4 separate regions of the Homo sapiens genome follow, and all the other regions are linked to region 1. A link is a contact called in ENCODE Hi-C or POLR2A ChIA-PET data. All regions are on one chromosome and are shown on one strand. Each heading gives the region's core, a stretch centred on a gene start or an enhancer-like site at or near the end of the contact. The rest is flanking DNA. Distances are from core to core; before and after follow the strand shown.

The links. A loop is a pair of places that touch in the nucleus more often than their neighbours do. ChIA-PET counts read pairs that join two places held with the same protein, here RNA polymerase II (POLR2A). Pooled maps may share reads with other maps.
Region 2: a loop to region 1 is called in a pooled map, with 5 times the contacts of the local background. The contact joins the enhancer-like site here to the promoter of MYL12A in region 1. A Hi-C loop is called at or near these places in 6 of 50 pooled maps. POLR2A ChIA-PET finds 5 or more read pairs at or near these places in 4 of 52 experiments (MCF 10A, activated CD8-positive, alpha-beta T cell, activated T-cell and 1 more).
Region 3: a loop to region 1 is called in a map of B cell, with 6 times the contacts of the local background. The contact joins the enhancer-like site here to the promoter of MYL12A in region 1. A Hi-C loop is called at or near these places in 3 of 168 maps with a recorded cell type or tissue (B cell, CD14-positive monocyte and naive thymus-derived CD4-positive, alpha-beta T cell), 11 of 37 single-sample maps with no recorded cell type and 16 of 50 pooled maps. POLR2A ChIA-PET finds 5 or more read pairs at or near these places in 13 of 52 experiments (CD4-positive, alpha-beta T cell, CD4-positive, alpha-beta memory T cell, CD8-positive, alpha-beta T cell and 9 more).
Region 4: a loop to region 1 is called in a map with no recorded cell type, with 7 times the contacts of the local background. The contact joins the enhancer-like site here to the promoter of MYL12A in region 1. A Hi-C loop is called at or near these places in 1 of 37 single-sample maps with no recorded cell type and 6 of 50 pooled maps. POLR2A ChIA-PET finds 5 or more read pairs at or near these places in 2 of 52 experiments (activated CD4-positive, alpha-beta T cell and activated naive CD4-positive, alpha-beta T cell).

The regions. Positions count from the first base shown.
Region 1 is chr18:3,246,551-3,249,502 of GRCh38, reverse strand. It overlaps MYL12A (myosin light chain 12A), which reads right to left and starts at 1,702. Exons shown (of 4, transcript NM_006471.4): 1 at 1,594-1,702. It also overlaps a transcript of MYOM1 not described here. RefSeq lists enhancers at 564-633, 1,766-1,995 and a silencer at 1,396-1,475.
Region 2 is chr18:2,604,278-2,607,229 of GRCh38, reverse strand. NDC80 (NDC80 kinetochore complex component) reads right to left here. Exons shown (of 17, transcript NM_006101.3): 14 at 723-815. Among named protein-coding and RNA genes, the nearest start is that of NDC80, 34 kb to the right of the region's middle. Within about 2 kb of position 1,394, at least 4 of the 41 ENCODE cell types and tissues checked have a DNase peak (open chromatin) inside an H3K27ac peak, as active enhancers do.
Region 3 is chr18:2,635,287-2,638,238 of GRCh38, reverse strand. No RefSeq gene overlaps it. Among named protein-coding and RNA genes, the nearest start is that of SMCHD1, 19 kb to the left of the region's middle. RefSeq lists enhancers at 904-953, 1,544-1,723. Within about 2 kb of position 1,423, at least 15 of the 41 ENCODE cell types and tissues checked have a DNase peak (open chromatin) inside an H3K27ac peak, as active enhancers do; they include B cell, CD14-positive monocyte, CD4-positive, alpha-beta T cell and 2 more, where a contact is called at or near this core.
Region 4 is chr18:2,686,342-2,689,293 of GRCh38, reverse strand. It overlaps SMCHD1 (structural maintenance of chromosomes flexible hinge domain containing 1), which reads right to left. Exons shown (of 48, transcript NM_015295.3): 6 at 786-900; 7 at 547-666. Among named protein-coding and RNA genes, the nearest start is that of SMCHD1, 32 kb to the right of the region's middle. Within about 2 kb of position 1,438, at least 3 of the 41 ENCODE cell types and tissues checked have a DNase peak (open chromatin) inside an H3K27ac peak, as active enhancers do.

The DNA.
Region 1 (2,952 bases), core at 453-2,952:
TGAGAAAGTGGATGAAGGGCAGTTAGGAGACTGAGTTTACAGATCTAAAGGAGCATAACCTTTTTTTTAAGTCAGGCGAGGTGAGCGCTGGTGGCAATGAATCTGGTTTTTATTTTGTGTTTTAGCTCAGAATCATTGTGGGCTGTAACGAGAGATACACAACATGATTAAGGAAAATGTTAGACTAGATTAATAGGTGGGAGAAATAGAAGAGATTCTCAAAGTGGCTTTCCCCACACACCAAAGGACACAAGAAGTTTTCAGAATCTCTAGAAACTATGTTCATTTATAAAATGGGATTAATCCATACCAATATATACATTAGAGTTCTGTGGTTAGAATCCTAGAGTCCAGCATTTATTTACAAAGTGGCAATAAATGTAAAATAACCTAGAAACTTCTTCTACAAAACGAACACTCAAATTGATAATATTCTGAGAAATATCACACATTCTGCAAGAAAAAACCACCATCTTACAAAACACTGCGTACTGTGATAGCACCTAGTATTTGGTGGGCTTTCTAAACCCTGACCAAATATACCGCCTCATTTAATCAATGCACTTAAAAAAAAAAAGCCTAAGTATAACTTATTTTCTGGTGCTAACCACAATTTTTAAAAAGTGTATTTCAAGTTGGTGCTTCCGTTCCAAGTAAACCAAGTTTCATTTCTTATGCAAACTTCCGGTTGAAGGTAGGATTCGTTCTCTTGGACTGCCACACCCAAAAGTTCTCACCACTGGACAAAGACAATTAGCTGTGAGGGCTGACTTGCCAGTAAAGCCTCGCTTTTGAAAATAGAGTGCTTTTCTGATTACCGTTTATTAGAGCCCTTCCAGAACATGAAACAAATACCAATAATTTTAAGAAATATTCGCTTTATTCGCCTTTAAATATGAAACTTTTTGCACTTAAGTTAAAATCTCTGCTAAATCCATAGGTCTCTCAAGAACTGACAGATACATTCATATACCTACTAAACTACTTTAAAAAGAAGACACTTCCATGGCGAATTGAATTAGCCCAAACTTTCCCCCCAAATGGGACAAGGTATTACATTTTGGAGTTTTTCTTCGAGTCACAAACTAAACTCCAGATCTCTCTGTCCAAAATTTCATCGCTTAAAGAAAAAAAGTTCTAATTACAGGAGCGGATACTGAGCTGAAGAACTTCCCAATTTGAGTTGGTTATTCCTACTAAACGCAGCCACACAGCTGCAACAACAGCTGCAGCAGGGGGACAACGGGCTACGTTTTTGCGCAAACCCTCTTGAATCGGGCAAGTTGACGTTAGAAACTAAAATAGTCCCGGAGTCAGCTCTGCAGGGGTCGGGTTTCGCGGGCCCGGCAGTCGCCCAAGCTCAAGGCGCCAGTGAGCGAAGCCACATTTCCAGAGTTCCAAGTTTGGGCACAGGAGCGAAGTTCGGGTCTGGGCCACTCCAAGCCATGGCCTCGGATCCCAGAACCGGGGACCTGGCTGGCACACCTGCCCAGGTGCGCTACCGGCGCCAGGAGCCCCGCCGCCCTCCAGCTGCCCCCGCGGAGACGGGTCCCCGGGATGGGTCTCACGCGCCCGAACGCGAGCGCCACTCACCCGGCACAGCTACGAGAATCCGAGCACCTCTCCGAGCCCCTCGCTGCCGCTATCACACCACCCTGCTACCCAGAGAGCCGCTAAAAACCACCGCTTCCGGCCTCTGCTTAGCAAGCCGGAAGGAAGCCCGGTCACCTTTCTTGGCCCGCAGAGTGGGTCTGACTTCACGGAGGGGCGACAGAGAGGGAAGTCGCCAGTGTGGTCAGCGGGCGTGGTATTGACCAAGTGCATGAGAAGGAAGTGTAAAGTGGGCGACCTAGAATATAGAGCAATATATAATGGTCCTCTGGGTCCTGTTACTGAGTTTCCTTCTTTTTTGTACCTGTTGTTGCAGTGTTAAGTCTTCCTCCCCCCTATCCTTTCCGCAGATGGTTGCGTCCGTCCTGTGGCTTTGCCTGGCCGCACATTCCAGGGCACGGCGAAGGGCGGGGCCCGTCGGCCCAAGTCCTTGTAGGGAAATCGAGGAGAGGGCTGCGGGCCCACGTGACTGACCCTCGCCCCGCCCCGAAGCCGGGCTCCAGCTTGTGGGCGGTAGTGCGCCTGCGCTTGACGCCCCGCGCGGGGTCTGGGTCTCCGCCTGAGGGCCCCGGAGCAGTGCGCGTATCCCGGGAGCGGATCTTGATGCTAGCTCTGTGTGCAGTGTAATTTTATTAAGAGTCCCGCCCCCTCCATACGGGAGGAAACGTGTGTCCCTGGGGCCCTCAGCCAAGCCTCCACTATCTTTTTGGCCCAGACGGATTTCCCAGGTCACAAGTGGCTGGAGACTTCCTCTTGAAAAACATTTGCCGTCGTTTTTCCCTGGCAGAGCCCCTTTGACCCTGGCTAACAAGGACAGCCTGACTTGGATCCCACTATGCAGGAAGGAAGGCGACTCTTCCCCGCACCTCTTGCTACGATTAGGACTTGCGACTTGGTGAAAACAGGAATCAAAACTTGGGCCTATTTCTCCTGAGGTCTGCTTGCCTAGAACAATTCGTAACGATGAATCTTATTAAAAAGAGAAAGTCCTCCCCGACTTTATCTTTTTCCGCCCAGAATCCGATAAGGAAGACTTGTTCTGGCCCCCTCAGCTCTCTGACCTCACCTACCAGAGGAGAGAGTGGGATCCTCTAACACTCGAGCCGTCATCCCAGCACTAGGGGACAGTGACCAGTGTGGCTCCCGTGGCCAGAACCCTTCTGAAGTTTGGGTTGCCCTGTGGTCTTCGCCTTCAAAGCAGGCCGCCACTTGAATCCTTCTGGAACGGACAGTGTTGCTGTAAACGCCGCGGAATAGTATCTTCTAAGTATTCGTAGCTTCTTTCTTGAGGGATCTCGGGAACGTTCCGTGTATTAACCACTAACGTATTCCAAAGTTAAC
Region 2 (2,952 bases), core at 145-2,644, 640 kb after region 1:
CAATGTCTTATATTTCACATTTAGATCATATTATGTGGTATATTTTCTAAACATTTCACACCGTTTAAGAAAACAAATAGGTCCTAAATATAACACAGGCAAAGAGAAAAGTTTTCAATTCCTAATACTTTGTTGACATAAGTAAAAAATATTGGCATAGTTAAAATTTTCACATGAATTGTGTAAGTGGTAATGAATAGAGTCATCTGAATACTTTAAGTAAAATGCTGGTCAGACAGTAGAATGTTGAAGAATCAGTCTTTTTATTTTACCCACCTTCTAGATTGCACGTAAACAGTCTTTGGAATTTGACCAGGATAGTCAGTTTACAATGACTCTTGGTGGGCAACTACATATTCAAAAGACCTTATTGGGGTTCAGGCTTTAGCAGTACATAACAATAAATCTCTACAAAAAGGTAGGAGAGATTCTGTTTAGTTTTGCAAGGATACTGAGTCATATGCAAGTATAAAATACCAGATAAAGGAAAAGTAAATGTTCCTTTTCTATGGTAAAACAGCCCTAATCCAGAAAAATGTCCTTTAAAGAACAAAATAAAATGACTCCTTACGATAAACTTTGGCAGAGAAAACTAACCCAAGATACAAATTATAGGATATATATAGCTTAAAGATTTTGATTTTGATGTCAGAATATGTGACTCATCAAGCAATCATGACATAGCTTTTGATAACCTACGCAAACTGTGGCAAAGTTCTTACCTTAATTTTTTGTTGGTAAAGATCATCCAGCTTTTGAACTTCTTCTTTCAGAGTTCTCACACTTCTCTTGCTTTCTGTTATCATTGCATTCAACTGGGGAAATAAAACTTTGGTTGAGAAATCATAACTATACATCAAAGATATTTTAACAAGTTATAGAGTTTTTATATTATCAATCAACTAACTGAACAATGTTATTTCTTCTAGTCCTTTTGGACTCTCACTTATCATTTGTCCAAAAACTTTATTATTCTCCAAAGAGAAATTAATTTCAAAGAAACCTCAAAGTTAACGATGTTAATATCTGTTTTTCCACTAGTTGTTGTGGGAGTGCTTTTTAAGCTCTCATATATATTATATATTATTAATATTGTTATATCAATTTATTCATATATAAATAATTTTTGCCTCTGGATTTGAAATCTAGCTTTATTTAGACTATATCTACTACAGCTATTTAGCTTTTCATTTGTATGTTCATTTTCTAAAATGTTAAAAAAGAATTGTTTGTATTAATTTTATTGGATGTTTGCTATTATAGTCATGCATTCCTTCAAAAAGTAATAAGGTAACCACATTTAATCTTGTTAAAGCTTGAACTTTAAGATCAGTTGAAACCAAAACTGAAAGAAAAAAGTGTTTTTCAAGTTCATTTCCTGTTGGCAAGTGCTGATACCAGTTGATGTCAGCAATTAATAGAGAATGTTCTTCAGCTATACCAAGAGGAAACTGTTTCCTGCAGGAAACACAAAAGAGTAAAATGTATAAATAGCTGACTTTTTTTTAAAGGATAATTCTACACACATATGAAATTAAAAAAAAATTTAGGGGTTCAAATTTAGTGAAGCTATTATTATTTGCTACAAAACACAGGGTAGTGACATATACAACTAGCATACGCCCAGAACTCAAAACCAGATCTAACACCAAGAACTTTTTCTAAAGGTATGTTATATCTGCAGTAACTAACAAGTTAAACGAGTTGTTTTAAATTCACTTGTAATAACAACAACAGATACTCAAGTAACCAGAACTTCCACTGATTCTCATGGTTGGTCAAAAGCATGTTTACTCATCTCTGAGCAGCTTCTACTTTCCATGTCAGCATTACTAAAGCTGCATTAATTACTTAAACATTTTTTTCTGAGTCCCAAAGTACACATTTCCATTGTGTACATACACACACACACACACACACACACACACACACACACACACACACACACACACACATACATATAGCCCGCCCGACTCCAATTGCCTACTGGACATTCTCCACTTTGATGCCCCAGAGACCTGAAACTCAGCATATCCCAACCTACAATTCTCTCTTCTATATACTTCTCTTTTATATTCTTTATCAAGGTAAAGAACATCACCACATACCCATCTGCCAAAGATAAGACACCTGGGCATTCTTGATTTCTTTCTTGACCTTCACATACAAATGGACAACCAAACTGTTGTTTCCATCTTTAAATCTCCTTTCTCCGTCTTCACTGTAATAGCCTTGCTTTGGGTCCCTACCATTTACTATTCACTGTATAGGATATTGATAGGTCTCTTAATTGCATGGTCTCGTCTCATGCACCTCTCATCTATTCTTCAAAAGGCCAACAGTGTGAAATTACTAAAATAACAATAATTATTGTTATTTCCTTACTTATAAATCTTCATTGATCTCTACTGCCTAAAGAATACAAAAAAATTCAACCAGTAAGGCAAGCCCCTTCATAATTAGGTTCTTGTCTCTCCAGGCTTCTCCCTTATCTCACTTACACTCATGGTAATTTACTAATATGCTGTGCTCTTTGTTTTTTCTTTTTGGAGAAAGGGTCTCACTTTGTCACCTAGGCTGGAGTGCAGTGGCACAATCTCAGCTCACTGCAGCCTCCACCTCCAGGGCTCAAGCAATCTCCCACCTCAGCCTCCAGAGTAGCTGGGACTACAGGTGCATGCCACTACATCCAGCTAATTTTTATATTTTTGGTAGTGGCTGGGTTTTGCCATGTTGCCTGGCTGGTCCTGAACTCCTGAGCTCAAGCCATCCACCCGCCTTGGCCTCCCAAAGTGCTAGGATTACAGGCGTGAGCCACTATGCCCGGTCCATGCTGTACTCCTTGGTCTCTGGTCCTCAAGGTGTATGTGTGTGTGCATGCATGTGGATGAACATGAGCATCCTTCTGTGTATCCATTGGCCAACACCTACTTGTTATTCACAACTCAGCCC
Region 3 (2,952 bases), core at 174-2,673, 610 kb after region 1:
ATTTTTGTATTTTTAGTAGAGACGGGGTTTCACCGTGTTAGCCAGGATGGTCTTTATCTCCTGACCTCGTGATCCACCTGCCTCGGCCTCCCAAAGTGCTGGGATTACAGGTGTGAGCCACCACGCCCGGGCTAAATTTCTGTTTCTTATCTAAGTTTCACTTTCTTTAGAGAGAAATAATCTCTTCTCTAAAACTATATTACTCATCCTCCCCTTACAAGGCAATTGGCCGGTTCTAGAGTTAGAATGCAGCATCCCCACACAAGATACACAGATCCTATAGCACACAGGTCATTAGCCATCCATAACCATATCAATTATGAAAAATAAGGACACTTTTTGTCACATTCCTCAAAATGTGTATTTTTCAGTTCTAAATATCCCTATTAATAGTTAATTTAAGTCCGGGCACGATGGCTCACGCCTGTAATCTCAGCACTTCGGGAGGCTGAGGCGGGCAGATCACTTGAGGTCAGGAGTTTGAGACCAGTCTGGCCAACATGGCGAAACCCTGTCTCAACTAAAAATACAAAAATTAGGTGGGCGTGGTGGCACGCACCCGTAATGCCAGCTACTCGGGAGGCTGAGGCAGGAGAATCACTTGAACTGGGGAAGTGGAGGTTGCAGTGAGCTGAGATTGTGCCATTGCACTCCAGCCTGGGCGACAGAGGGAGACTCCTGGCAAAAAAAAAAAAAAAAAAAAAGGTTAATTCAAGCTGACACTTGCCAAGCCTGGGTCAGTTCCTCCTCACAGAATGTACTCTGGCTTGACGTGAATCTGACTTCTATAATTGCCCCCTGCTGTCCTGTGGTACATAACTCTTGATACTTCTGAGATGTGATTTAGAAAATGAATACTTCTCCAAAGGAAACAATAAATTTGCAGAGATAAAACTGCCTAAATCATGCTGAATATGTTGCACAAGGAGAACCAAGCCCTCCCCATTCCCAATCATATGTATAGGAAATGTAGACTTTTTCAAGGCAGTCAGCAGGAACAAAATATGCGCAAAGACTCTGTTTTCATGTTTTTGTACTTTAGTTTTGTATTAGATATTTCCTGCTTCTACAGCTGTTGGGTGTGTCCCTCCTCCTGTTCCGGTGATGTAAACCTAAAAAAAAAAAAAAAAAAAAAAGAAAGCTTCTCAAAAAAGAATAAAGAAGTAAACACACACACACACACACACACACACACACACACACAAACACTGAACATTTTAGATTCCCTGTTATGTCAACCCTTTTCATTTTAGAGAATGTTTTTGCCTCACATGTGCAAAACTAAATCTATCCAACCTTGTTGCTTTTTCAGAAGAAAAGGAAGTATACACTTGTGTATTGTCTCCAGCTTTGCTAGCCTAAGAGAAACTAACTGCTTGTAACTCAAAGCCAAATCCTCAAGGTGTTCTAGCTCAAAGCCAACCACAACAGGAAGGGGAAGTACACAATATCTTACACTTTATATAATTTTGCTGTTCTCTCCTCACGTCCCTACGTCTCTCACACATCTCTAAATCTTCTTACAGGGCACAGCATCCTTGGAAATGCAGGAAACAGCTTCTGGATATCTGATGCAGGGCTCCCCTTAGATTTTTCACAGCGGCCGAGCAGCCTCCTATCTCCATACAAGTCGAAGTCCCCATTTTCCTCTGCTGTGGTTGAAATTTTCACAGAGTGCTCCTCTGGAACTACAGTCCTACTGAGCCTTTTCTATGGCCTTCTATGCAGTTACTTTCCCCAAACAGGACCCTTAATTCTAATCAGAGCTTGAGAAACTCTGCCAGCAGTCAGACTGTGATAAACAATGTTTTCGACAGGACACAGAAAGGCCAACAGAACAATGTTTCTAACCAAACATAATTAATGCTGTACCGTAGTTGGAAAAAAAAAGACTAACCATTCCTTCTTAGAATCACCGAACAAAGGCCAAACCCTATAAAAAGCCCCTCCCTGGCTGGGCACGGTGGCTCACGCCTGTTATCTCAGCACTTTGGGAGGCCAAGGCGGGCAGATCACTTGAGGTCAGGAGTTTGAGACCAGCCTGACCACATGGTGAAATCCTGTCACTACGAAAAATACAAAAATTAGCTGGGCGTGGTGGCATGCACCTGTAATCCCAGCTACTCGGGAGGCTGAGGCAGGAGAATTGTTTGAACCTGGGAGGCGGAGGTTGCAGTGAACTGAGATCACGCCACTGCACTCCAGACTGGGCAACAGAGGGACTCCGTCTCGGGAAAAAAAAAAAAAAAGCCCCTCCTTGCTCCATGTTTCTGAGATATCCCATGACCAGTTCCTCCTCACTACAGCAAGTACAGTCATGCAACTATTTTCTGTAGGTAAGACCTGTGGTCTTTTCTTTGGTTGGTGAGCTTTAACTGGCTTTTATTATCTCTGGGTGGCATTTTCAATTCTCAGAGTGATTGTCCCATAGAATTGAAGTCTCCTAACCCTCCCTTCCCCTAGAAGCCGCATTCTAATCAGGGCTTGAGAAACTCTGCCAGCAGTTAGGCTGTGATAAACAATGTTTTCAACAGGACACAGAAAGGCCAACAGAACAATGTTTCTAACCAAACATAATTAATGCTAAACTATAGTATAGCATCCCCTGCCCCACCACACCACACCCTTGCTTACTATACCTACTTGATGGAACTCCCCAAGTTCCTTCTCTTTGCCCCAGGATAGAGGTTGCCTTAAGGAAAGACATCAGGATAATGCTGTTCTTGGCTCCCGGTTACCCAGTGACTCCTTCCTTTCCATGCACAGATTGAGAGCATCCACTGCCGGGCGACTTTTTTGTCTGTCCTACTCGTCACCCTCCATCAGGGGATTTTGGTGGAAGTGCCAGCCTTTCCCAGCCCTTTCCAGGCCTCTACAGCCAGTTCTGTTTCTAGCCTGACTCAGTTCCACATCTTTCCTCCCTCTCCTGAAAATGGACAATTTTGAGTAACC
Region 4 (2,952 bases), core at 189-2,688, 560 kb after region 1:
GCGAGCTGAGGTTGCGCCACTGCACTCCAGCCCAGGAGACAGAGTGAGACTCCATCTCAAAAAAAAAAAAAAAGAAAAAAAATCATGTTTCAAACAAAGAAGAGTTGAAGGAATATACAATAAATATACCATTTACTTGCCACCAAGATTCAAATTTGTTAACATTTTGTCTTATGAACACAAGAATTTCAATGCAAACTTGTAAGAGCAATCTCTCATTTATTTCTCTAGAGGTCCAATTTCCTGAAAGTCCATTACCCTGTTACTGTTTTTCTACTCTATAATTTTATTATACAACAAAGATTTTAAAACCCAAATTCAGACCAGGGAAAAAAGCTTACAATCCTACAAGCAATTTACAGAAAGCTTAGTAAGCTTTATGAGACAACTTGTCTGAAGATTTTTGGCTTGAGAAAGCCCATTTTTGTTATTATGACTAAAGGAAAGGGTAACTCATTTTGAAAATTTCATACTTTCAAGTTAAGTTCTGTCCCACCGTCTATCCAAAGGAGTAAATTTATAATTATGAGTTAAAATGTATTGTACCTTTCTGTTTCTAATATATCCACTATATATTGCCTCTTTATTTTTCTCCTTCTTCTCAAAATCTTCTTTAGAAAGCACAAGCTCGTGAACATCTTGGGAATCTGCAGGTTTGCTTATCATCTGTTAAATATTAAAAAGAGTACTTTTTAAATTCCTAATAAACTGGTTAATGCATTTAGACAGAGTCAACTTCAAAATATTTTGATCAACTTTCATTTATAAGAAATCTTTTTACTTACTCTGGCTGATTGTCCAACAAAGAAGACAGCTTGCTTGCCCCCAACACCAAAATAGGAAATATCACTATTTAAACTGCGTGGCACTGGTACTGGACGAACATATCCTGAATGATCACTAAAATAAAACATTAATGCAGTGATTTTAAACAAGCTAGTTAAGTGTCAAAAGAAACTTTCATTGCACTTGTATTCAGTGTTAATAAAATGATCACGCCTGCAAACACCCCTAACTGAAAGGTGAAATAATCAGTGTCAAGACATCTACTCCAGTGCATCTCAAAGTGTAGTCCCCAGGCCAGATGCATCAGCTTTAGCTGAAAACTTTTAAGAAATGCAAACTCTTGGGCTCAATCCTACTAAATCAGAAAATCTCTCAGCAAACAGGACTAAATAAGTATTTTTATTATCCTCATGCCTCTAAAACTTTCCTTCAAAACTGTTTGCTACTTCAAAACTTGCTAAAATATTGTCTGAAGAATAATGGTAATTAGAGCAAAGGAGAGTCTCACTTCCATATATCATGATAAATGAAGAGCTCTGAGGGAACAGTGCACCATAACAATATTCTGAAGAAGAGGCATCACTGGTCTTTCAAAATGTAGGCAAAGTCTCCGGGGACATCATCCCCCATTATCAGAAATAAACAGAATGAAGGTGAGGCTGGAACCACTATTAAACTCAATGGAAAGATTAAAGAGCAGGTGTGACATAGCTGGAGAGAATTAGAGAACAGAAAGATGCAAAGAACGTAACCACAGGAAACAAAGAAAGAAAAGAAAACTGAAAATATCAAAGTGGCGTTAAAAGACATAAATGACCAAAGGAAAATATCTGGCACAAGATTAAATGCAGCTCTAGAAAGAGAAGGGACAGAGAATGGAAAATAGCTGTAAATATTCTTGAACCAATAAAAGACATGGCTTCACAGATCCAGGAAAACCAAAAGAGCCCAAACAAGATACATAAAAAGAAATCAACATCACTGTAAACACCAAAAACCAAACAGAAGAACTAGAAAATAGACTAAGAGATAAGACAGGACAAAACAGATGAGCAGGCTTTGACAGCAACAGTAAAAGACAGAGAGGAATATTATCTCTATAGTGCCTGAAAAAAATCTGTTAACCTAAAATTGTCAACTAGAGAAAAATAAACAATTTATAGATAAAAACCAAAGTAATTTACCACCAGAAGACTTGTTCTAAAGAAATGTTCCTACAAGCACAATCTAACATACAAGAGGTCACCATAATACAACACATACAAAAGTAATTTTTTTAAGGACTACATATGAGACATTTACTGGTGTGGTGAAAAACTGGTGTGTGCATATTGTTGAATTTCTAAAAAGTCACACTTTAAATACCTTCAATAACAAAAGTGTCATTTCAGGAAGGGAGTGACCAAAGCTAATGAAGTCCTTAAGTTGGGGGAAGGAAAATATTTTAAATCCTGAAATCTAAAGTTAAATATGCATGTTAAAACTTCAAAGAAGATCAGAGAAGATATAAAGTCTAAAATATTAAAAAGAAAAAGATGGAGCAAGAAAACAAAACAGCAGAAGACAATAAATTTAAGAGAAAACAGAAGAAACAGAAACAGAAAGAATGGGATAAACAAAAACATTTTAATTGGTATAAAAAGTCCTATCCTCATATATAAATAATCAAAATAAAGACAACATTGACCAGGTAGGACACTGTAATACCAGAGATACAAAACAACAAAAGCACCCAAAAAAGTATCCCCTCACAATACCCTCCCAACATCTACAATCACATCCCCACACAACATACACAAACTGTCGACACAAAATAACACACAGAAAATGCCTCCCCACACAAGTTTGCATTTATACAAAACACCTCACACAATACACAAACACACAACTACTTTCAACAGAAACACACACCACAATGCTACAAAGCATACACACTGATGATTTAAAAAAAAAATCTTAAAACAAGTCAGAGAAAAACAGACTATATGTTTTGAGATACAAAGATAAGACTGACAACAGATTTCTCCTTATAAACGATGCAAGCTGGTAGAAAATTGAGTGACATATTTAACATACAGGTTTGAGTGCCCCTTATCCAAAATGCTTCGGACCAAAAGTATTTCAGATTTCTGATTTCTTTTCCAATTTTGGAATAGATGCATTATA